2 separate regions of the Homo sapiens genome follow, and region 2 is linked to region 1. Evidence: chromatin loops called from intact Hi-C (ENCODE). Cell type or tissue: endothelial cell of umbilical vein. All regions are shown on one strand. Links, peaks and the distances in the headings refer to the core of each region. The heading gives the core; the rest is flanking DNA. Region 1 overlaps LINC02476 (long intergenic non-protein coding RNA 2476). Region 2 overlaps LINC02476 (long intergenic non-protein coding RNA 2476).

The links. Hi-C counts contacts between places; a loop is a spot of excess contacts. Peaks named below come from ENCODE experiments on the same cell type or tissue, not always from the same donor. Only the 100,000 strongest peaks of a DNase experiment are listed, where the experiment ranks them.
Region 2: it touches region 1 in a loop (7-fold over the local background); 1 of 110 quality-filtered maps calls a loop at or near these places.

Annotation. Positions count from the first base shown.
Region 1 is chr7:119,715,359-119,727,398 of GRCh38, forward strand. The region is part of intron 4 of LINC02476 (long intergenic non-protein coding RNA 2476); the gene reads right to left. Among named protein-coding and RNA genes, the nearest start is that of LINC02476, 190 kb to the right of the region's middle. In endothelial cell of umbilical vein, for the core only: no CTCF peak of the experiment used is centred there; a DNase peak (open chromatin) is centred at 5,393; H3K27ac peaks cover 2,100 bases.
Region 2 is chr7:119,657,757-119,669,796 of GRCh38, forward strand. All of the region lies in intron 4 of LINC02476 (long intergenic non-protein coding RNA 2476), which reads right to left. Among named protein-coding and RNA genes, the nearest start is that of LINC02476, 240 kb to the right of the region's middle. In endothelial cell of umbilical vein, for the core only: no CTCF peak of the experiment used is centred there; a DNase peak (open chromatin) is centred at 7,045; H3K27ac peaks cover 1,228 bases.

The DNA of each region.
Region 1 (12,040 bases), core at 1,506-9,505:
AGACTAAATCATGAAGAAATAAAAAGAAAATGAATAAAACTAAAAAAAGTAAGGAGAATGAATTAGCAATTTAAAATTTTCTGACAAAGCAAAGCCCTGGACCTGATGTAATCACTGGTGAAGTCTACAAAATACTTAAACAAGAACATAATATTTTCTCAAAATGTTCCAAAACATTGAAGAGGAGGGAACATGTCTTAATTCATCCTATGAGGCTAGCATTATTGTGATACCAAATACACTAAAGAAAAAAAAATCAATGTTTTTTATAAATATTTATGTAAAACTTCTCAACAAAATACTATTAAACTGAATTTAGCACCATATTAAAAGTATTATATACCATGACAATATGGGATTTATTTCCAGAATGCAAGAATGGTTAAATACACAAAAGTTGATCAATGTAATATACCATATTAACAGAATTTTGAAAATGCACATTATACTCTAAATTGTTGCAGAGAAAGTATTTGACAAAATTTAACACCCTTACATAGGACAAACATTCAATAAAGTAGAAGCAGAACTACCTCAACATAATAAAAGTCACATACAAAAATCTCACAATGAACATTCTACTAAGTAATGAAAGATTGAAAGTGTTTCTTCTAAGATTAGGAATTAGGCAAGTATGCTCATTTTTGCCACTTCCATTCAACACAACACTGGAAATTCTAGCTGGAGCATTTATACAAGTAAAAGAAATAAAGTCATCCAAATTGGAAAGAATGAAGTAAAATTATCTATTTTCATAGGTTATATTATCTAATATATAAAAAACTCTAAGTGTTACACACACACAAACACAAACACATACATATGCGGTTAGAAATAATACATAAACTCAGCAAAGTAGCGGAACGCAAAGTCAACACACACACACACACACACACACACAAATTACACTTCTATGCACAAACAATAAACCTTGTGAGGAGACTAAGAAAAAAATACCATTGACAATAGCATAAAAAAATACTTAAGAATAAACTTAACCCAAGGAGGTGAAAAGCTTATAGATCAAAAACTTTGAAACATTGCTGAAATAAAGAGGACATAAATAAATGAAAACATATCTACTTTTCATGGACTGGAAGACTTAATATTGTTGTCAATATTACCCAAAGCAATCTATACATTTAATGCAATCCCTATTAAAATATCAATAACATTTTTTGTAGCAATAAAAAACCCTTACTAAAATCCACATAAAATCTCAGACACTCCAAAAACCAAAACATTCCTGAAAAAGAACAAACCTGGAAAACTCACACTTTCTAATTTCAAAACTTACTACAAACTACAGTAATCAAAGCGTTGTGGCATTGGCATAAAGACACATAGAACAATGAAATGCAATAAAGAATCAATAAATAAGCCCTCTCATATATTGTCAAGTAATTTTTTACAAAAGTTTCAAGACAGTTTAATGGAGAAAGACCACGTCTATCAGACAAATGTTGCTGGGAAAAGTAGACACCCATATGCCAAAAAACAAAACAAAACAACAACAAAAAACCTATTTGGGCCCTTACTGAACACTACATGTGTAACTTAACATAAATTGAATGAAAACTTAAATGTAAGACCTGAAACTACTAAAATCTGGTGGGAAAACATACAGTAAAAGCTTCGTGACATTGGATTTGGCAATAAAATTTTGGATATGACACCAAAGGCACTAAAAGAAAAGAAAAAAAAATAGACAAATTGGAGTTGATGAAACTTCTTTAAAAATGTAAATCAAAAGACACTATCCAAAGAGTAAAAAGGCAACCCACAGAATGGGAGAAAACATTTGCCAATTATATATCTGATAAGGAATTAATAGCCAGAATATATGGAGATCTATTAAATCACAACAACAACAAAAAAAGACCTAATTTAAAAAATAGGCAAAAGACTTGAAGTCATTTTTCTAAAAAAAAAAAATGTCTAATAAACACATGAAAATATGCTAAAAATCATGGATCATTAAGGAAATGCAATTGAAAGTATAAAGAGAAGCCACCCATTAGGATGACATATATATATATATATATATATATATATATATTAGGATGTATATATATACATATATTCTGCAATAAACCCAAATGTACAAATATCTCCTTAAGAACCTGGTTTCAATACTTTTGAGTGTATACACAGAAGTGAAATTGTTGGATCATATTTTAAGTTTTTTGAGGAACCACTATACTGTTTTTCACAGTTGCTGTACAATTTTATATTACCACTAACTGGTCACAAGGATTTCAATTACTACATAGCCACACCAACGCTCCAGTGACTTTTATTTTCTGGGATACATATATATATGTAATATAAAATCATACAGCAACTGTGAAAAACAGTATAGTCATTCCTCAAAAAACTTAAAATATGATTGTATTCAAAGTATTGAAACCAGGTTCTTAAGGAAATATTTGTACATTTGGGTTTATTGCAGAATTATTCACAATAGCTAAAAGGTGGGGCCAGTCCAAGAATCATTGACTGATAAATGGGTAAACAGAATGTGGCATACAGATACAATATTATTCATTGTATACAATATTATTAATTGTATGTATATACCACATTCTGTTTACCCATTCATTATTATACCCAATAATATTATTCAGCTTGAAAAAGAAAGGAAATTTTGACATGTGTTACAACATGAATAAACTGAGTATACTATGCTAAGTGAAGTAAGAAAGAAAAAAGACAAATATTATATGACTGCAATCATACAAGGTACTTGGAGTATGCAAAATCATAGAGTCAGAAAGCATAATGGTAGTTGCCAGTGGCTGAGGAAAAAATAAACTGTACAGTTATTGTTAATGGGTATGGAAATTCAGCTTTGCAAGATGAATAGAATTCTGGAGATGGATGGTGATGATTATTACACAACATTATGAATGTATTTTATACTACTGTACGGTATACTTAAAATGGTTTAGATGGTAAGTTTTACATTATGTGTTTTGTACCACAATAACAACAAAACCGGACCAAAGAAAATTATGGGCAAAATAGTTGTGAACATAGAGAAAGTAATCCCCATGGAAGTAATATTCCTCTTTTATTCAAATGCTGTTCTGTAAAAGCTTTTGTAATAATGCATTTCTTACAAGAAAACTAACTTTATGACCTGCTATAACTTTATTAGCTAACTAATCATACAGAGGTAAAGATTTCAAGTGATATTAGTGTACCCACTGCTGTTTATTTTATGTTTTATATTTTCTCTGTGTAATTATTTATATTTTTTTTGTAATTTAGTTGAGAGAATGAATAATTTATTTCCAAATTGTTGTACAATGGAGACTCTCTACAAATCTGAATAGTAACCTTTGCCTTAAAGTCTTGTGTAAATTTTTTTCAATATCAGTAAAACTTGTTGAGAGAATGTAGTAGTTATATAAAACATTTTATTTAATTTTATTTGTAGTAGTTGTTTATTTCAGTAATTTTCATACCACCAGTAGAAAATAAGTGCTGTCAGATACAATAGCCATCAGTTGAATTAAATAATTTAAAATATGACCTTTATGCTTTTTGTTCTTTTCTTTAGTCTTCCTTAAAGGATGTCTGCTTTGATATTCATAACATGACCTACTTTTCCTAGTTTTAACAAGAATAACACACTGAAGATCAATTTAGAGCAGAGAAATATTGCCACATTAAGAGTATAGTCAAATTTCTCGTGGAGTGAGAGTAAAACTTTACTTATAAGAGTCGCAGGGATTCCTGGAGAGTCACAGACAGAAATGACGATAACAAAATAATACAAAACAGTGGATTCCACAAAGTATGTGCATATATAGTAATATATTCAAAAGAAAAAAATTATCATTAAATTCAGAAACTTATAAATTATTTGTAATAAACTTGTAATAAATTTAATAAATAAATTTGAAATAAAAAGTATTCTTCTTTATGATATAATGATAAAGAGATGTAAAATTAGCTATTAGGCCTGTATTGTGCTGAATATTAGTGGAATAATCACAATTAAACAAACTGTGCTTACAAAAAATATACCAATGCTGTTGTTTCAAATATTTAATTATTAAGGAATTAAATTATTGAACAGGTAATGTCTTACCTGTTTCTAGATATACTGCAATGAAAGCAGAAGCAAGTTACAAATGCAGACTGTAAATGGACAATATTTAGACAATGTCAATGGCTGGAGTGTTTAGAAATCTTCATGAAAGTGGTGTGTAAATTGGTGCCATGAAAGATGTATGGAATTCCAGCAAGCAGATATAAGTAAAAGGAGCATTTTCACAATTATAGGTAGAGAGAGAAGTGTAAACAGAACCACCAAGATAAGTGTAATATGTATGAAGTTGGAAAAGTAAGTAGAGATAAGATTGTGAAAGGCCTAGAGCCATCTTTATCAGTCAAGGTTCAATTAGAAAAACAGAAATTTTAGTAATTATTAGTAATAAATATTTTAGTAATAGGCCTCACCAAGTTGCAGAAAAAAAGAAAAAACTGGGGTGGTAACAATCAAGAAGGATAACTTGGAAAATAATTGTAAAGTTAGTAACTGTTTCAGAAACACTGACGTTTAAAGTTAAAGTACATATGGTATGTTTTTCATGGTTTGTCCAACTGGGTAGTATTTGCAGATTAATGGTTATGAGTAACAAATTATGTGTATTTGTAACTTCTACATACAATATCATACAAACTGCTCCTTAAAATAATTACAAAGAACAATAATACCACAACACCTTCAACATTTCCAATTTTACCACTAACAACAGAATCCAGTTATTTGTACTTAAAGAAGATGTTAATGGAATTCAAACTCAAGACAGAAGTTTCAGGTGTGGGAATCAAACGAAAAAGAGTAATAAGGCAAGGCATTCAACACAGTATTTTTAAAGCTTAAATTTTACCCCCTTTAAAAAAAAAGCTTTGTTTTAGACCTAATACCAAAGTTAAAGTCAAGTTTTACCTATGTATTAAAAAGTTCTGACCAAGTATGATAGCATGTCTGTAATATTTTATCACCCTTCCTTTTTCCTCAGAGATTCTGAAACTCTACACAGTCTGTCACAGAGAATTCAGTAAGGTTCATTGTGGGGTATTGAATTCCATGTTCTATATAATTTTCAAATACTTCTCAAGGTGATTACAATACACATAGTTGCAATACATTTAATAATAGGTGTTTGACTTTTAATAATCATGTTTCCTAAAATATTGCTTATCTAATTACATTATTTATAAAAAAAAAAACTGTCAAGTTTTTGGGATATGTGTATGTCTTCATCCTAAACACAGACAGAAAATGCTTAGGCTATTACTGGAACAGGGATCTTGACATCCACTCAGCAAATGACCAGAGCTATATCACCAAACGTCAGTCAAATTCCTAATGAATGATTCATCTCCTTCCTCCATCTGTTCTGAATTTCCCCTGGCTTTCACTCTTTGGAAATCTTTACTCAGTAATTTCTGACCCATGAGAAAATAAAAATTATGCCATTTCTTTCCTGAAAGAAATTTTAAAAGTGGTTCTTGAACTATGTTCCACAAGTTCTTCATAGATCATTTGTATGTCTGACCCTTCAAATAATCTCAAATGTCTCCCCTTTTATCTTTTTTATATGCTGAGACTCCAGATAAAAAAAATCACATTTATAAAGGCTTTTAAATTTTCTTTAAATTACTCTATAAATTCAATACTTTCTGATAAATATTCCAGCAACAGATTTTTAAGGAACTTGCCAAGCTCAACCTAAAATTCACTTAGAAAGGCAAGTAAAAGTTGTAAGACATTTTTTAAGAAGAGCAAAAAGTAATTGTCTTCCCAAATATTAAAACAAGTTTAAAAATTGTAGTCATTGAAATGCCTTAATTTTGAAGCTGCAATGGGGAAATAGATCAATAAAATGAAAAAGGAATTCAAGAATGGAATTTTAGTGCATGATACATATGGCATCTCAATTGGATGGGAAAATAACAGTTTAAAATTACCCGATGTTGGGCGATCTGATTTTCTATTTAGAAAAAATATAAATCGTATATCCTATGTTATATGCTGTCATAAAAAGAATGCAAATAATAAACACTTAAACAACAAATATGTAAGAACACTGAAGAAAATTTAGTGAGTTACAGCAGAAAATAATTTTTCATAAATTTCTAACAGCAAATAAATGATACACTTGTCTAAATGAACATTTGTAACTTCTGTAATATTCAAAACATCATGAATGAAATTCAAACATAAGCAAGCCAACAGACAAATATAACCTAAAGGGAAATATTAAAATATGCAGACAATAAATTAACAGCCAAAATTTATATTACAAAATCAACAAATAAAGAAAAAATATTCCACAAGTAAATAAAAGTCTAGAAAAAAATGTATACATGGGGCGATAAGACACGTGAAAATATGTTCAACCTCCCTATCAATCAATTAAACCAACAGCAGGTGTAAGTCTTCATCCATTTAATGTATTGAACATACATCTTGGGCACATTTTCACTTTCCCTGCACCACCTCGTTCTTTCTCTCAGGACAATAAATGGTTATTGATGATTCTCAAAGGAAAATTTTTATCTTGCAGCCACTGGGATACCAAACTAAGCAAATCTTGGCTGAGTCTTTCAGCTTTCAGACTCAGAGAAAATGCTGCAGTGAGGGCCCTGAGATTTTGCTTCCAGAGTGCCTGCCAAGGAGCAGGCTAACGCAAACTGTAAGTTACTGAGAATCAGCTCCTGGTGGGGAGAACCTTAGCAAGCAGAGAAACAGGAAAAAAAAAAACAAAAAAACTATGGATAAATTTGTTTGTTCTCCCCTCTGGGCACTATCACAAGGTGCAGTTCATGTGTGCAAACCTTCCAAGTTTATCAGCTGAAAGATATTTATTTATTTAGAGGCTAGTTGTGAAGAGGGGTCAGGCTGATAATGACTGATGTTGTGTTGCTTTGCCTCTGTTCTCTTCTGTGTTTCCACCCAGCACCTGCCTCCCTTTCCCAGGCACTTTTATTATTTATAAAATAAGTTAGTTATTCTAATTTCCCATGGTTCATCCATAACAAATAAAATGTCACCATTTTAATCTCTTATTCAGGCTTTGCTTTTGCAGGACCCAAACTAAGGCAGATAATATCAAGTTTCCCTGAGTGGGTAAGAAAATAATTATCTGACACTGCTATAAATTTGCTTTTTCTACAAAGTTTTGTTCTTAGATCACCTTTTAGGAACATAAATCTGTAAGCCATTTTTGTCAAGATATATTAAAATTAAAATAATTTATCTATGCTGCAATTCCTCTACTGAATATGTACCCTGAAAGACAAGTATATGTGTGCAAAGGTGGCCATATTTACAAATGCTTATCGTTGATTGTTCATAACAGATAAAAAATGGAAAACTCTAAAAACCCATTTGAAAGAAGCCAATTATTATTGCTATATATTCTTTATTCTATTTATATAAAGTTTGAAATATGTCAATAGTGTAGTGCCAGAAAGCAAGTAAGTGGTTGTTGGGGGTAAGAGATGAGAAGTGACCTTGATTGTCAAAAAGCACATAAAAATGTGGGGGTTAATGGAAATATTCTATATCATATTCGTGTTGGTGTTTCTATTATTATACACACAGCTCATCAAATCAAACATTGAAAGTTGGAGGATTTGTTTGTAAATTATATTTTACTAAAGCTGATTTAAAACTGAAGGAGAGAATGGTGATGATGAATATGTAGTATCTTGCTAATTCATGTTGTTGGTTTTAATCTCATTAAGAATAAACACTGCAACTCTTCTCTATGACATTTAGAATCAATACTAATATTGCTAAGTAGTTGTCTTAGACTGTTCATGCTACTGTAACAAAATACCTCGGACTAGGTAATTTATAAGTAAGAGAAATTAATTTTCTCTGTGTTCTGGAAATAGACAGTCCACTATTAAGGGGCTGGCAAAGTTGATGTCAACAGAACTGTCAACAGTTCTTATACTGTTCCTTCCTGCTGTGTCCTTATGTGGTGGAAGGCAAAAGGGCAAAATGACCTAATTAAATCCCTCCAGTTCTTTCATAAGGTCACTGATCCATTCATGAGGGTAAAGCCTACCTAACTTAATCACTTCACAGAAGGCCCCAATGCTTAATACTATCACATTAAGTCTTAGATTTCAATCTAAGAATTTTGGAAAAATATATGCATTGAAACCATAGCAGTAGCTTATTCTATTTATTGTGTTGTTCTAGTTCTGCATCTCAAGGCAAGACATGTGAAGTCAAATATTTTATTTTCACAAACTTTTCTACAGAGAATAATATCCACTTTTACAGGTTGTTTTATATAGTTGGTAATTAAGAGGAGAATAAGAAATGCAAAGTATGAAGGGTAAGTAGCAAGAGGGTATCTTTATATTGTAAAGGTGCATCCTTAGAACTCCACTAAAGGTCTATAAAGTAATCCTTCAAAAAAGAATACAAATAAAAATTATACAACAACAAAAATCAAAACTGGTAACCAGATGGCTTCATGACTGAGAGCTCAGTTGCAGTTGTCCTCTGACGGTCAGGAGTGATGGTAAGACATGATTTTATAGAATTAGGTTCACTATGCTCAGCCGATCTACCTGTATGCCACTTTCCTGTTTTCAAACATGCGTTTTATATAGACATACCTAACAGTCACCAGAATCTCCACACTAATCCTTTGATTCTAAGATACGAGTTATGGTAGTAGAAAGTAAAATGGGAGAGTTCCCTGACTCCCCCGGCAGGAAATGTGACAGGGTGTGGCTCGCCTGTTGAGTCGCCTGGCTGCTCAAACGCCTTGCAAGAGGGGGAGCACACAGACTGGCAGGTGAAGGAGCCCAGGTGGGCGCGTGTTACAATGTGCCCTTTTAGCTTTGCCGTTTGAGGATGGCTTGAGTATTAATCAGCTCAATTAACCCTCTGCCTTTCTGCAAGGGCAGAGGGCCAGTGTGACAGCTTTCTGGATCCTGAGCTTCTGTCCAGCATCCAGGAAAAATCAAGTTACACATGGACTCCAAAGATGAATGCTAGGTTTTTACTGAATGGTGGAGGTGACTTTCAGCAGGATAGATGGGGAGCTGGAAGCAGGGAGATGGAGTAAGAAGGTGATTCTCCCCTGGAGCTGGAACTTCCAACAGCCAAACCCCTCACCGACTGCCCCAGCCGAACTCCTCTGGGTGTCTAGACACCCCTCCTTTTCTCTGGCGTGCTGCCCTGCTGCTTTCTGCCACTCTCCACCACTCTCTGCTGTTCTCTGCTGTTCTGTTCCTCTGCTCCTCTGGATGTTCAGCCACCTGTGTGTGTGCCTGCTAAGGTCTCAGGTTTATATAGGCACAGGATGGGAGGCATGGCAAGCCAAAAGGCAACATTTTGGGCACGAAAACAGAAATGCCAGTTCCCATTTAGAACCGCAGTCTCCAGGCATGAGCATGGGGCCTTTGCCGGGGAACCACCCTCTTCTACCCAGTATTTCCCTCTCTCCTTCCTATATCAAAAGGACAGAAAAAACCCCTGAAAATTGCTACCCAGGATTTCAGCAAAGAAGATGTAGAGGAGAGATGGGCCTATTTCATGGGATCCACTGTACCATGTAACTCCAGAAGTTGCCAGCTGACAGTGATAAACTGGCCTCTTAAAGGTGCATGTTAGATGCCAGCAGCTCAGTGATACCCCATGATGAGTGGTCACAACTCTTTAGGATGTGGACAGCTCTTAAACCAATGCAGGTATGTAAATAAATGGGTCCAAGAATAAGGGGGTAGAAGTAATAATGAGGATACTTGAATTTTTACTTTTCAGCCTCTAACTTTTGTATAAAAAGTGAGTTCCTTGTCACTGTCTAGTCACATCTGCAATAATCTATCTGGTGTTTCTGAGAGACAGAGTAGGGAAGTAAATGGCCATGAAAAGGACAATCACTCCTGTGTGTTAAAAACTATTCGAGAATTGAGCTACATAAGAGTCATTAAACATAATTTCAATGAAAGTTGTATTTTCTGAGTTTAACTAAGGTATTCAGACACTTGATTTAAATGTTTTTTTTTAAAGAAAAAGATTAAGCTAATAAATAAAATGGTTGTAATTTTGTTTCTTGCCCATAATATTTTTGTCTTAAAACATTAATATTCAGTTCTGCTTCCTTATTTAATATCAGTAAATATCATGTTATCTCACTTGCAAAAATTACAATCATGATTGTCACACTGGTGCACTACATCAGTAATTAAGAGTTCTGTAAAGAACACCATGACCTCCAAGTACTTCACATTATAATCAATTTTCAGGACAACTAAACCCCATGAACACCAAGATCCTTTTTATCTTTAAAATTTTAATAAGCATTACACTATTCATTTTCATCTTTCACATTTTCTTGATGCACTTACTATCAGTCCTTCTAACATAATGGCAAAAGGCTCCTGTACATATTTATTTGTGGAGACAATAGCACCTCTAGTAATGCTTATTTAAAAAAGTCACTCACTGATTTGTATTTCTAAGTATCGGGAGTTCAGACAATGGGATTTTTTTTAAGTAGAAATTTGGGAACTTTTTTTCTTCCTCACATACTGACAAGATAGTTTTTATTCTATCTGGTATCATTTGTATTTGGATTGGAACTTTTTCAAAAGAAGCCTTTTTGCGTTTTACTGAGAAAGCTATTACAATAGATTGCCTTTCCTATGATGATAAAAAATATGTAATTTTCACATTCACTTAGCTTTAAAACAGCTGAATAGATTTTCCTTAATCTTAGAAGAAAATTATCTTGGGGTTGAATAAAAGCATAGAAAGCTTAAACTGAAAAAGAAATTTTAAGAAGTTTATGACTCAGATAAAGTAGAGTTGTAAAACTAAACATTCTATAATATCATTTGCTATCTCTAATATACATCCAAACATAGATGAATTTAATATATCTTTTCGTCCTCTCGTATAACATGTGCCAACCATTTACATTGAATCCTCAAGCCTACATAAGCATAAAACTCCATCCAGAAAAATGTGTTAAAGGAACATTGAATTAGCCATCAAGGCTAGGAAATGGTTGATGTGACATGGAACTGAAATGTATCAAAAAGTTATAGCTAAATACTAGCCTATGATTATGTGTATGTATGGAGATACTGGATCAAATCAGATACCATAGTTCCAGGGTGCTATCATCAACCTGCCTTATAAGTAACATGGTGGTCTTGTTATACTCACTGGGAAGTCAGATTCTGTCAGATAAGTTTGACAGTTTGCACTCTAGCTCTGTCCATGCTAAGATCACTTTTCAAAGTCAATTCTTTCGCTTTTGTCCATTCCCATGTTTATCTGTGTATGTACATTGTTTAATTTAGGGGAATATTTTTATTCATTCTAACTCAAGAACACTGTCCACACTATTCATTTCAGCTTAAATCAATGCCATACCATATGTAAAAATATAGATTACAAAAGAGATTTAAATAGTTTGTTGTGAGGATGACATAGGCTCTGAATCATTTCTCTGCATGAGGCTTTATGTAGTTGCTGGGATGTAGCCCTCAACAAGATATTTCCTAACAGAGTTTGAAACCTAGCTGGGCACTCAGATATTAAAGAAATAACTAGCTTGGTCTATTTCATCCCTCACCTCTGCCTATTATTCATGTTTTAACTCTGAGTTTCCTTTCTACAAATTATGAGAAATCTAATCTTCTTTGATTATAGGTTTAACTTCCTTAGGAGTTTAACCCCCAGATATCCCTAAGACTCTAAGTTCTAATAATGAATTCTTCTGAAAAGCAGAGAATGTGGTCCTCATTCCCCACAGCTGATGCCATCAGACTGTGTGGCCACAGGTGCTCCAGTCATTGCCTCAACCCCACAGAAGTTCCTCAGGGGGACGGACAGGAAAACATCAGAGCACTATCTAAAATCTTTCACAGTAAGTGTGGCCTAGCATTTTCTGCCAGTTTCTGCATAATCCTCTTTCTTAATGGTCCAAAAATCACAGCTAGAATAAGCGTTGTGACCCACGTCAAAGAATAGAGAACA
Region 2 (12,040 bases), core at 2,613-10,612, 56 kb before region 1:
GCTTTTGGTGTTTCATATGGAACCAAAAAAGAGCCCGCATCGCCAAGTCAATCCTAAGCCAAAAGAACAAAGCTGGAGGCATCACACTACCTGACTTCAAACTATACTACAAGGCTACAGTAACCAAAACAGCATGGTACTGGTACCAAAACAGAGATATAGATCAATGGAACAGAACAGAGCCCTCAGAAATAATGCCACATATCTACAACTATCTGATCTTTGACAAACATGAGAAAAACAAGCAATGGGGAAAGGATTCCCTATTTAATAAATGGTGCTGGGAAAACTGGCTAGCCATATGTAGAAAGCTGAAACTGGATCCCTTCCTTACACCTTATACAAAAATTAATTCAAGATGGATTAAAGATTTAAACGTTAGACCTAAAACCATAAAAACCCTAGAAGAAAACCTAGGCATTACCATTCAGGACATAGGCGTGGGCAAGGACTTCATGTTTTTAATTTCTTTAGAAACCTCCTTATAGTTTTCCATAATGACTATACCAATCTATATTCCCACAAACAGATACAAGATCTCTCTTTTTGCCACAAAAATCAACCTTTTTAGGCAATGGAATGGACTGAACAGATTTAAAAAATCAACCTTTTTAGGCAATGGAATGGACTGAACAGATTTAATTTTTAAGAGGACAGTTTAGGCAGTAGTTGGGAAATCTATAGGGGCCACATTCAGATATATGTGCAGTGACTAGAGATGTAACATTAGAAGAGTGATGAATACTACATATTTGAAAAAAATAGTATGCTTTGGTTTAGACAGTGAAATATTATAGCTCAACTAGAACATTCATGTAATTTCCATCAGCAATTGTAAAATATAAAAAGAACTTTGAGAAAAATATTGTGAATAATTAATTAACATGGTCATATATAATTTTTCCTAGTACTGCTAAGCATTCTTGAAATAGGTGCACATTAAAAACTTAAATATTAATTTATTTAGTTGAAAATAGTTTAAACCAACTATGAAGTGTCAGTCGCTACCATAGGGAGTGGAGCTGTAAATATTAGTTGAGATGTGAATAAGTAAAAGTTAATGAGGAACGTGTTAATAAGGAGCTTGAAGACTTTAAGCTTAAAAACCACCTCCCACCACACACACAAACACACACACACACACAAACATACACCCTGACACACACAAACAAATAATATACCTATTTACAATCTTACATCTTTGAGAATTTCATAGAATAATTCCATTTATAGAGCTATCTACAATTATAAAAATGAAATACACAAAGAAATAATGAGATAAAAATTATTAAAAGAGAAAGAAACATAAGAATGAAATAACTGAGATGTGTACTGTTTACAAAGTTGAAATTTGTGACAAGGTGACCACTTTCTTACCAATTTTTTTTCCAATCTTCGGGGGCAAGAGCCAGCCAACAGTAACATTATCTTTTTCATGTGATTTTGAATAGATACAAAATTGTATGCTTTTCTGAAAAAACTGTGCCTGAGAAACTTCCTGGGCTTGAGTATTTTTATTGGCCTTTGCACATGAAACAGATCAACAAATTGTTACCATCATTAGATGAGAGTTGCTCTTTAATCACATTGTGATTAAAAGCATATCTGAATGTCATTTAAAATGTCATGAGCATAACATGCTTTTTTAAGGGGCCAAAGAACATTTTACTTTTAAAATAAATCAATCTTTTATATGCTTATTTTTAATAAAGCTAAAACCATTATAATTAATATAACCATACTAGTAGAACTGAGGTAGAAAAAAAAACCAAAACTTTGACTTATGTCTAATGTTTTGAGACTAGTATTGTATATTTGCTTTCTGAACTGATAATGGTGTATTTCAATTAACCTTTTCCATGTGATATGTGTTGATACAACAGTTTATTGTTGCCATCTGTTTTACTTGCAGGATCTAATTCAATGGTGATTTACTATTTAATGGAAGAAATTTGAATACACTGGGGAATACTTAATTTCCTTATTCTAATACATAAAATATTTTCAGGAGATTGTATGTTTGCATTATCTTTGTTAGGTGCATCATTGTTTGAGGGAGCAATTTCGACATATGTATTGAATACATATTTTAAATACGAAAAGATAAAATTCTGCTTAAAGTCAATTAAATTGCTACTTGTGAAATTAGTTTGAAAATAATTTGCAAATTTTTTAATGAAATAATCCTCTAGTTGAAGCACAGTATCCTGTAATAATGGGATATATGTGTGCACACAGGTGCATGCACACGCCACTGTGTGTGTGTATGTGTGTGTGTGTGTGTGTGTGTAGGGGAATCTTAGTCTAAAGCATCCCACTGCAAACTAAAAGCTCTTTAAAGTATATTAATGTCACAAAAAGTTAAGGCATTTTTCCATTCTTGTTAGCATGTTTCTTTTACCATTTTTCTCATTTCAAATTACTTGGACTTTAAACGTTCCCTGAAACTTAAATATACTGAGGTTCTGGGAAGAGCTAACATGCCAACATTTCTATTTTGATACACATATCTTTCTGGCAAGCTGCTGAGTACCTCCAGTTAAGAAGCACAGGCCTAAACTCTCAGTGTACAGCATTGATAAAATATATCTCGAGTCTAGTGCTCAGAACAATTTCTAGTATATATTACATTTGAGATAAATGTTAGTTTTTTGTTGGTGGATATTATTTCATTAAGATTCCCATCTATTATTCTAGAGAAAACTAGATAATAAAGATTATTTTTGGCATAGTGCTTATGAGAAATCTAATAAGTATCTTGTCACTCACTCTCATTTTAGGGAAAGGCTGACCTCTAGCATCTTACCATTCCAACCCTCTCACTTCCCTTTCCCAGTACAGGTTGCATCTTCCCTGCTGCTGAGTTTTTCACAAGTCACAAGTGCTGCTTTCTTTTAGCCATCTAGAGTTAAGCAAGAACTTTATTCATTAATCCTTTATTGGTTTTAATAGCATTTCAAGTGTTGGAGTAGTTATTAAAGGATATGCAAATTTCTTAGTAACTCTCAAATTGTACTATTCATTTTCTATATATCTATATTTAAAATTTTTAATTTCATTATCCCTCCAAATATATTTTCCTGATGTAGTAACCATCTGCAACTGAGACTGCTTTCTACATGTACAACATGATAATTTTAAGCAGGAAAAGGTTCAGATAATAAGTAAATAACACTTCAAATTAATTAAATAAAAATTACTAGATGATATTAGTAAATATTGTATCTGGTAATCCTATGCCAAAAAAAACACTGTTAAAGTGTCCTCAGTTTTTTGAAAATGCACATATTTAAACTCTTATTTGATTACCCAATTTTGGTAAGAGTAGTCCAAATACAATCCAATAAATTCTTCATTTTTCTTTTCCTCCTCATTTAGTTTCAATTTCCTTTTACTTTCACCCTCATTTGTTTATCTTTTCTGTCTGATGTGGATTAATTTAACTGCTAGAGTGCATAGGAGATTTTATAGAAATATTGACAATAATCACACTGTTAAGTGTTCTCATTCTTTAATCCTGAACTACCAGACATCTTTTTTGGTAATTGTCTCCCTAGCCTACTTTTATTCAATAAATATTTTTATATGAAGAAAAAGTTATTATCCTAGAAAAGGATGGAAATATATCCTTATCTAAAGAAAATAGGATGTTCTAAATTTTAGGGTAACATTCAGTTAGACTGCAGCTTTTTTCTTAAATCGTGTACATGTAGCTAGGATAAATTTATTTATAAATGTATTTATTTTCTCCAAAGTCTACATTCATACACACTAGGAGCCAACAATAATGTAATGTAATTTTTCACTCTCCAGTGACAAACAATACTATACCTCTTTTTAAATATTCTATTACAAATATGTTCATAATTTGTGTCCCTACAAAATGATTTTGGGAAGCAATAAACTAAAAATTGAAAACAAATTTTGCAATATTTTAAACATCAAATTCACATAATTAAGCATACAGAAAACAGACGCACATAATCTCACAGAAAAATAAAACACTATTGATTACCCTTGGTTTTCTGAAATTTTGAATCAGAAAATCTCAAATTATGACCCATTGTTACGTGATCTTTGAAAAAAATTACAAAGTATTGACCAGAGGTAATAGTCTATTTAAAAAGGTGGATTTCAGGGCTTATGGTAAAAAGATCATCTGTGTTATAGTTTCTTTACAGTTGTTCATTACCTCTCCAACTTCAGTGACTTTAGTCATGAGATAGTAACAATAATATTTACTTCAAGGGATTTTTAAGATTACATGAGAAGAAAATAGCAAATAAAATGTAACTGTAGGCATCCAAATTGGTAAGGAAAAAGTCAAATTATCCAGGTTTACAGATGATACAATTTTATATTTGGAAAAACCTAAGACTACACACACACAAAAATCTATTAGAGCTGATAAACAAATTCATTAAAGTTGTAGGGCATAAAATCAACAAAGAAAAATCAGTATCATTTCTATATGCCAACAGTGAACAATCTGAAAAAGAAATGAAGAAGTAATTGTATTTACAATAGTCATGAATGCAATTAAATACTAAGGAATTAACATAATGAAAGATGTAACAGGTCTCTATTAAAAAAAAACTATGAAACACTGATGAGAGTAATTGAAGAGGACATCAAAAAGTACAAAGATATTCCATATTCATGGATTGGAAGAATCAATATTGTTAAAATGTCTATACTGCCCAAAACAATCTACAGATTAAGTGCAATTTCTTTCAAAATAGCAATCACATTCTTCACAGAAATAGAAAAAAAAATTTCTAAAAGTTACATGGAACCATAAAAGACACAGAATAGCCAATGCTATCCTAAGTAAAAAAAAAAAAAAAAAAACCATAGGAATCACATGACCTCACTTCAAATTACAAAACAGTGCTACAATAACTACAAAAACATGATACTAGCATAAAAACAGACACACAGACCAATGGAACAGAAGAAAGATCCCAGAAACAAATCCATACACCTATATGAACTCATTTTTGACAAAGGTGCCAAGAACGCACACTGGGGAAATAAATACATTCTATTCAATAAATTGTGCTCAGAAAACTGAATATCCATATGCAGAAGAATGAAACTAGGCCCTTATCTCTTGCCATATACAAAAATCAAAGTAAAAATGAATTAAAGACTTAAATTTAAGACCCTAAACTATGAAAACAAAACATTGGGGAAAAATATCCAGGACATTGATTTACACAAAGATTTCTTGAGTAAGACCCAACAAGCACAGTTAACCAAAGCAAAAATGAACAAATGAGTTAAAAAGTAAAAACCTTCTGCATAGAAAAGGAAACAGTCAACAAAATGAAGAGACAATCCACAGAATGCAAGAAAATATTTATAAACTACCCATCTGCCAAGGAAATAATAATTAGAATATATAAGGAGCTCAAACAACTCTGTAAGAAAAAAAATCTAATAATCTCATCAAAAATGGGCAAAAGATCTGAATAGACATTTTTCAAAATAATACATACAAATGGCAAACAGGCATATGAAAAGGTGTTTAACGTCATTGATCAGCAGAGATAAGAAAATCAAAACTACAATGAGATATCATCTCTCCCAAGTTAAAATGGCTTATGTATTACACAACAGACAGGCAATAACAAATGCTAGCAAGGATGTGGAGAAAAGGGAACCCTCATACACTGTTGGTGGGAATATAAATTATTATTTCCACATGGAGAACAGTTTGAAAGTTCCTCAAAAAAACTACAAATAGCTCTACCATATGATCCAGCAATCCCACTGCTGGGTATATACCCCAAAGAAAGGAAATCAGTATATTGAAGAGATATCTGCACTCCAATGTTTACTGCAGCACTGTTCACAATAGCCAAGATTTGGAAGCAACCTAAGTGTCCATTAACAGATAAATGGATAAAGAAAGTGTAATATATATATACATACACAATGGGTTACTATTCAGCCATGAAAAAGAATGAGATCCAGTCATCTGCAACAACACTGATGGAACTAGAGATCATTATGTTAAGTGAAATAAGGCAGGCATGGAAAGACAACATAACATGTTCTTATTTATCTGTGAGATTTAAAAATCAAAACAATTGAATTCATTGTCATAAACCATAGAATGGTTACCAGAGGCTGGGAGGGGAAGTAGAGGGTTGAGGGCAGGTGGGAATGGTTAAGGGTACAAAAAAAAAGTTAGAAAGAATGAATAAGACCTACTATTTAATAGCACAATATGGTCACTATCGTCAAAAATAACTGCACATTTTAAAATAACTAAAAGAGTATTAACTGGATTGTTTGTAACACAAAGGATAAATGCTTAAGGGGATAAATATAACCCATTCTTCATGATATGATTTTTTACACATTCCATGCCTGTATTAAAACATCTCATGTTCCTTATAAATATGTATATCTACTAAGTACCCACAAAAATTAACAATATTTTTAAAAACTGTAAGTATAATTGTGCATAAAATAGCCACTAATTCACATATAATGCAATTTAGTCAATTATCTTTGATTTATAAAAGAATGTTACAAATTGTTCTAGAACCTGAATGCTTAATTATCATGGTGATGTATACTCAGTGGAATTAGTCTGTAGAATCTAATATTATGACTAGTGAAATTAAGTTGAGAAAATGTGCAGACATTGGAGCAAATTTGAACTTATTGCTAATGCTGACATTTTAGTGTGCCACGCTTTCATGAAAATGAGTTATAATCCAACAACTCTGAAAAAATACAAAGTAAAAAAAATAACAAACAAAAGTAGAAGTTAAAGGAAAAGTACCAAGAGAAAAAAATAAAAAGAGGTAAGAATTTTAAGAAGGAATGGCAAGGCAAGATTCTCCTGTTTTATTGGATTTAATAGGAAATAAAGTCTACACTAAGCAGGTGAACTAAAATTTTGAATGAAATCTCACAGTTTTTCTGGACCAATTTACTACTGGAAATAAATCAGGACAACAACAACTACGGGAAATGAGTTGGGGGCCAGAGAGATGAGAAAGACAGAGAGATGAATCACCACATTATGAGCATAAACCATGTCCTCATCCCTGACTAAACCTTGAAAAATGCATTCCTTGGAATGACTGAAAATAACCTAGTTACACATTTAATCATTTAACAGATTTGTGCTGTCATTGAAGAGACTGAGTTTCTAATATCAGTATAGTCAAGTTAGTTGCCTGATAAAAAAGGAAATTAAACACTCTTCAAAGAAAAGTGACAAAATTCAGTTTCCACAACGTCGTCACAAAGCCTCCATATGCATCATAAATAGAATGAATTAAAAACTGTGGTATAACTGCAAATAGAATACTACTAAGAAATAAAAATTAATGATTTACTTTAATTTACACCAAATTAATGAACCTCAAAAATATAATGTTAAGTGAAAGATGTCTTACATAAAATAACACCTTTATAATTCAGCTTTTAGAAAATTATAAAAAAGAGTAATCCATGGTAGAAAAAATGGAACAATGATTGCATCTGGGAAGAGGGATTGCTGAAAAAATAAAATAAAATAACTCTCTTGAGTTGCTGTAGTACTATGTATCTTGACAGTGGGTTATGAGGATGTAAGGATTTTTGAAAATGCAGACAATGTACAGGTAAGATTTTTATATTTCATTTTATGCAAACATCACATCTGAAAGACTACAGAAGGAGGCAGAGCAATATGACTGAGTAGAACCCTCCATCGATTGCCCTTTCCCAACCCACTGCATGAATACCAAATTGAACAACTATCCACATGAGACAACACCTTCATAAGAACCAAAAAAATAGGTGAGTGATCATAGCACCTGGTTTTAACATCATATCAAGAAAAAAAAGACAATGAAGAGGGTAAGAAAGACAGTCTTGAATTGCCTACACCACCTTTCCCCAATCCCCTGGCAGCTGTTGCATGGCACAGAGAGAGAATGTGTGTTTTAGAGAGGGAAGGTGCAGTGATTGTGGGACTTTGCATTAGTGCTCATTGTTGACCTGTCAAAGTGGAAAGCAACACAAGGCAGTACTCAGCCAGTGCCCACAAAGGGAGAATTTAGGCCATCCCAACCAGAGGGAAATTGCCCATCCAGCAGCCCAGAACTGAGTTCCAACTAGCCCCACTACCATGGGCTAAAGTGCTCTTGGGTTCTAAACAAACTTGGAAGGCAGTCTAGGCCACAAAGACTGCAATTCCTCAGCATGTTCTTATGCTGTGCTGGGCTCAGAGCCAGTGGACTTGGGATGTAAATGACCTGGTCAGACTGAGTTGGGGTGACCAAGGGAGTCCTTTTATCACCTCTCCTCCAATTCCAGACAGCACAGCTAACAGCTTCTGGAGGAAGGGGAAGAGTAAGAAGACCTTTATACTGCAATTGGATGCCAATTTAGCCACAGTAAAATAAAGCACCAAGCAGGGTCCTGAAGCCTCCTTTCCAATCCATAATGCTTGAATGAAATATATAGACCCACCCTGGGCTAGAAGGAAACGGAAAAGAAAGAGCCAATCCTGGCAGAACTTACCACCTGCTGATGAAAAAGCCCTTGAACCTTGAATAAATATCAATGATAATCAGGCAGGAGTCACCACAGGCCTTGGGCAAGACCCAGTATTGTGCTGGCTTCAGGCATGATCCAGCACATTCCCAGCTGTGGTGGACACAAGCAACCTACAGAATGGGAGAAAATTTTTGCAATCTATCCATCTGCCAAAGGTCTAATATCCAGAATCTACAAGGAACTTAAACAAATTTACAAGAAAAAAACAAACAACCCCATCCAAAAGTGGGCAAATGATAGGAAAAGGAACTTCTCAGAAGAAAATATTCATATGGCCAGCAAACATATGAAAAAAAGCTCAAGATCACAGATTATTAGAGAAATGGAAATCAAAACCACAATGAGATACCATCTCGTGCCAGTCAGAATGGCAATTATTAAAAAGTCAAGAAATTGTAGATGCTGGCGAACCTGTGAAGAAATAGGAATGCTTTTACACTGTTGGTGAGAACCTAAGTTAGTTCAACCATTGTGGAAGACAGTTCGGCTATTCCTCAAGGATCAAGGACCAGAAATATCATTTGACCCAGCAAAACCATTACTGGGATTTAGATTTATATACCCAAAAGAATAGAAATCATTCTACTATGAAGACACATCCACACGTGTATTTATTGCAGCACCGTTTACAATAGCAAAGATATGGAACTAACCCAAATGCTGATTGATGACAGACTTGATAAAGAAAACGTGGTACATATACACCATTGAATACTATGAAGCCATAAAAAGGAGTGAGATCATGCCCTTTGCGGGGACATGGATGAATCTGGAGCCATCATCTTCAGCAACTAACACAGGAAAAGAAAACCAAACACCACATATTCTCATTAATAATTGGGTGTTGAACAGTGAGAACACATGGACACAGGGAGGGGAACAACACACACTGGGGCCTGTTTGCGGGGAGGGGGTGAGGGGAGGAAACCTAGATGATGGGTCAGTACGTGCAGCAAACCATCATGGCACACGTATACCTACGTAACAAACCTGCACGTTCTGCATATGTATTCTGGAACTTAAAGTAAAATTAAAAAAAAAAAAAAGAAAGAAAAAATAAGGAAGCACAGCTACAAGATTTGAAAAATAACCTTTTTTTTCAAACAAGGGCAAATCTAACATTTATTGGTTTCAAAGGGAAGGTAGAGAGAAAGATCAGAGTAAGAGAGTTTATTCAAAGAGACAATAACAGGGAAATTTTCAAATCTAGAGAAAGATATAAATATTCAAGTAAAAGAAGGTTATAATACAGATTTAATACAAATAGCACCATGTCCAGACATTTAAAGCTCAAACTCCCAAATGTCAAGGATACAAAAAATGTCCTAAAAACAGGAAGAGTAAAGAAAAGAAAAATAAAGGAGTTTCAGTACGTCTGGCAGCTGACTTTTTCAGTGGTAACCTTACAGGTCAGAAGATAAACTTACATGATATATTTAAAGAGTTGAAGGAAAAAACAAAACAGAAAAAAAAAAACCCTTTTATCCTGGAATATTATATCCAGTGAAAGCCTCCAAACATGAAAGATAATTAAAGACTTTCGCATAGAAACAAAAGCAAAAGTAATTATCTACATCGGACCCATCATATAAAAAATGCTATAGGGACTTATTCAACCTGAAAGAAAAGGATGTTAATGAACAGTATCATCAGGAGGTACAGAATTCAGTGGTAACAGCAAGTACACAGACAAATACAGAATATTATAAGGCAATAATGGTGGTGTGTAAACTGCTAATATCTTGAGTAGGAAAAATAAAATTTAACCTATCTAAAATAATAACAACAGCAAGCATTTAAGACATAGATGGTATAGTAAGACATAAATAGAAACAAAAAAATTAAAAAGTGAGGAGATGATGTTAAAGTGTAAAGTTCTATTAGCTATCTCTTTGCTTTTTTGTTTGTTTTTGCAATCTATGTTGTCATCAGTTTAAAATAACAGGTTATAAGATATTTGCAAGCTTCAGAGTAACCTCAAATCAGAAAAACATACAACTGATACACAAAAACATGAAGCAATAAATGTTAAAATACCACCAGAGAAAAGCACTTTCAGAGAAAGGAAGAAAGAAAGGAAGAAAAAAGAAACAACAAAACAAACAGGAAATAACAAAATGTCAGGAGTAAGTACTTACTTAGCAATAATAGCATTGAATTTAAATAAACTAAACTCAGTAATCAAAAGACATACAGTGGCTGAATGGATAAAAATCAAGTTCCAATGATCTGCTACCTACAAAAAACATGCTTCACCTATAAACACACACAGAGATGGAAAATAAAGGGATGGAAAAAGATATTCCATGCAAATAGAAAGCAAAAAACAAAAAAAAAAAAGCAGGAGTAGCTATACTTGTATCAGATAAAATAGATTTCAAGGCAAAAAAATATATAAAAAGAGACAGTCATTATGTAATGATAAAGAGATTAATTCAGGAAGAAGATAGAACAATTCTAATATATATACACAATGCTGATATATACGTACCTACAAACACCCAGATATAGAAAGCAAATATTATTAGAGAGATAGATTTCAATATAACAATAGTTGATGAGTAAACACTCCACTGTCAGCATTAAACAGATCATCCAGACAGAAAATCAACGAAGAAACTTTGGACATAATCTGTAATGCAGACCAAATGGAACTAATAGATATTTGAAGAACATTTTATCCAACAGCTGCAAAATACACATTATTCTCCTCAGCACACAGATAATTCTCAAGGAAAGACCATGTGTTAGGCCTCACAACGAGTCCTAAAAAATTTAAAAAATACTGAAATCACATTTCCTCTGATCAGAGTGGAATAAAACTGGAAATCAATAACAAGAGGAACTATGGAAACCACGCAAATACAGGGAAATTAAACAATATACCCCTAATGACCAGTAGGTCCATGGAAAAAATAAGAAAGAAATTTAAAAATTTATTGAAACAAATGATAATGGAAACACAACTTACCAAAATGTATGGGATATATCAAAAGCAGTAATAATTAATTATATTTTACCTTTTTTATTTCTTCTTGAACCCTCTTTCTTTATGTAGATCTGAGTTTCTGAACAATATGATTTTCTTCTCTCTGACCCATTGTAAACATTTATTGCAAGACAAATCTACTGTCAAATTCCCTCAGTTTTTGTTTTACTAAGAAAGACTTTATTTCTCTATCACTTTTGAAGAATAATCTTACTTGATACAGAATTGTAGGTTGATGGTTGTTTCTTTCAACACTTTAAATATTTCACTCCGCTCTCTTTTTGGTTGCAATGGTTTCTGAAGAAAAATCCAATATAATTCCTACCCTTGTTCTTCTGTAGATAAGGGCATTTTTTTTTTCTCTAGCTTCCTTCAACATTTTTTCCTGTCTTTGATTTTCTGCAGTTTAAATATAATATGCCTAAGTATAGCTTTTTAGTATTTATTCTTCTTGATGTTCTCAGAAACCCCTGAGTTTGTGCT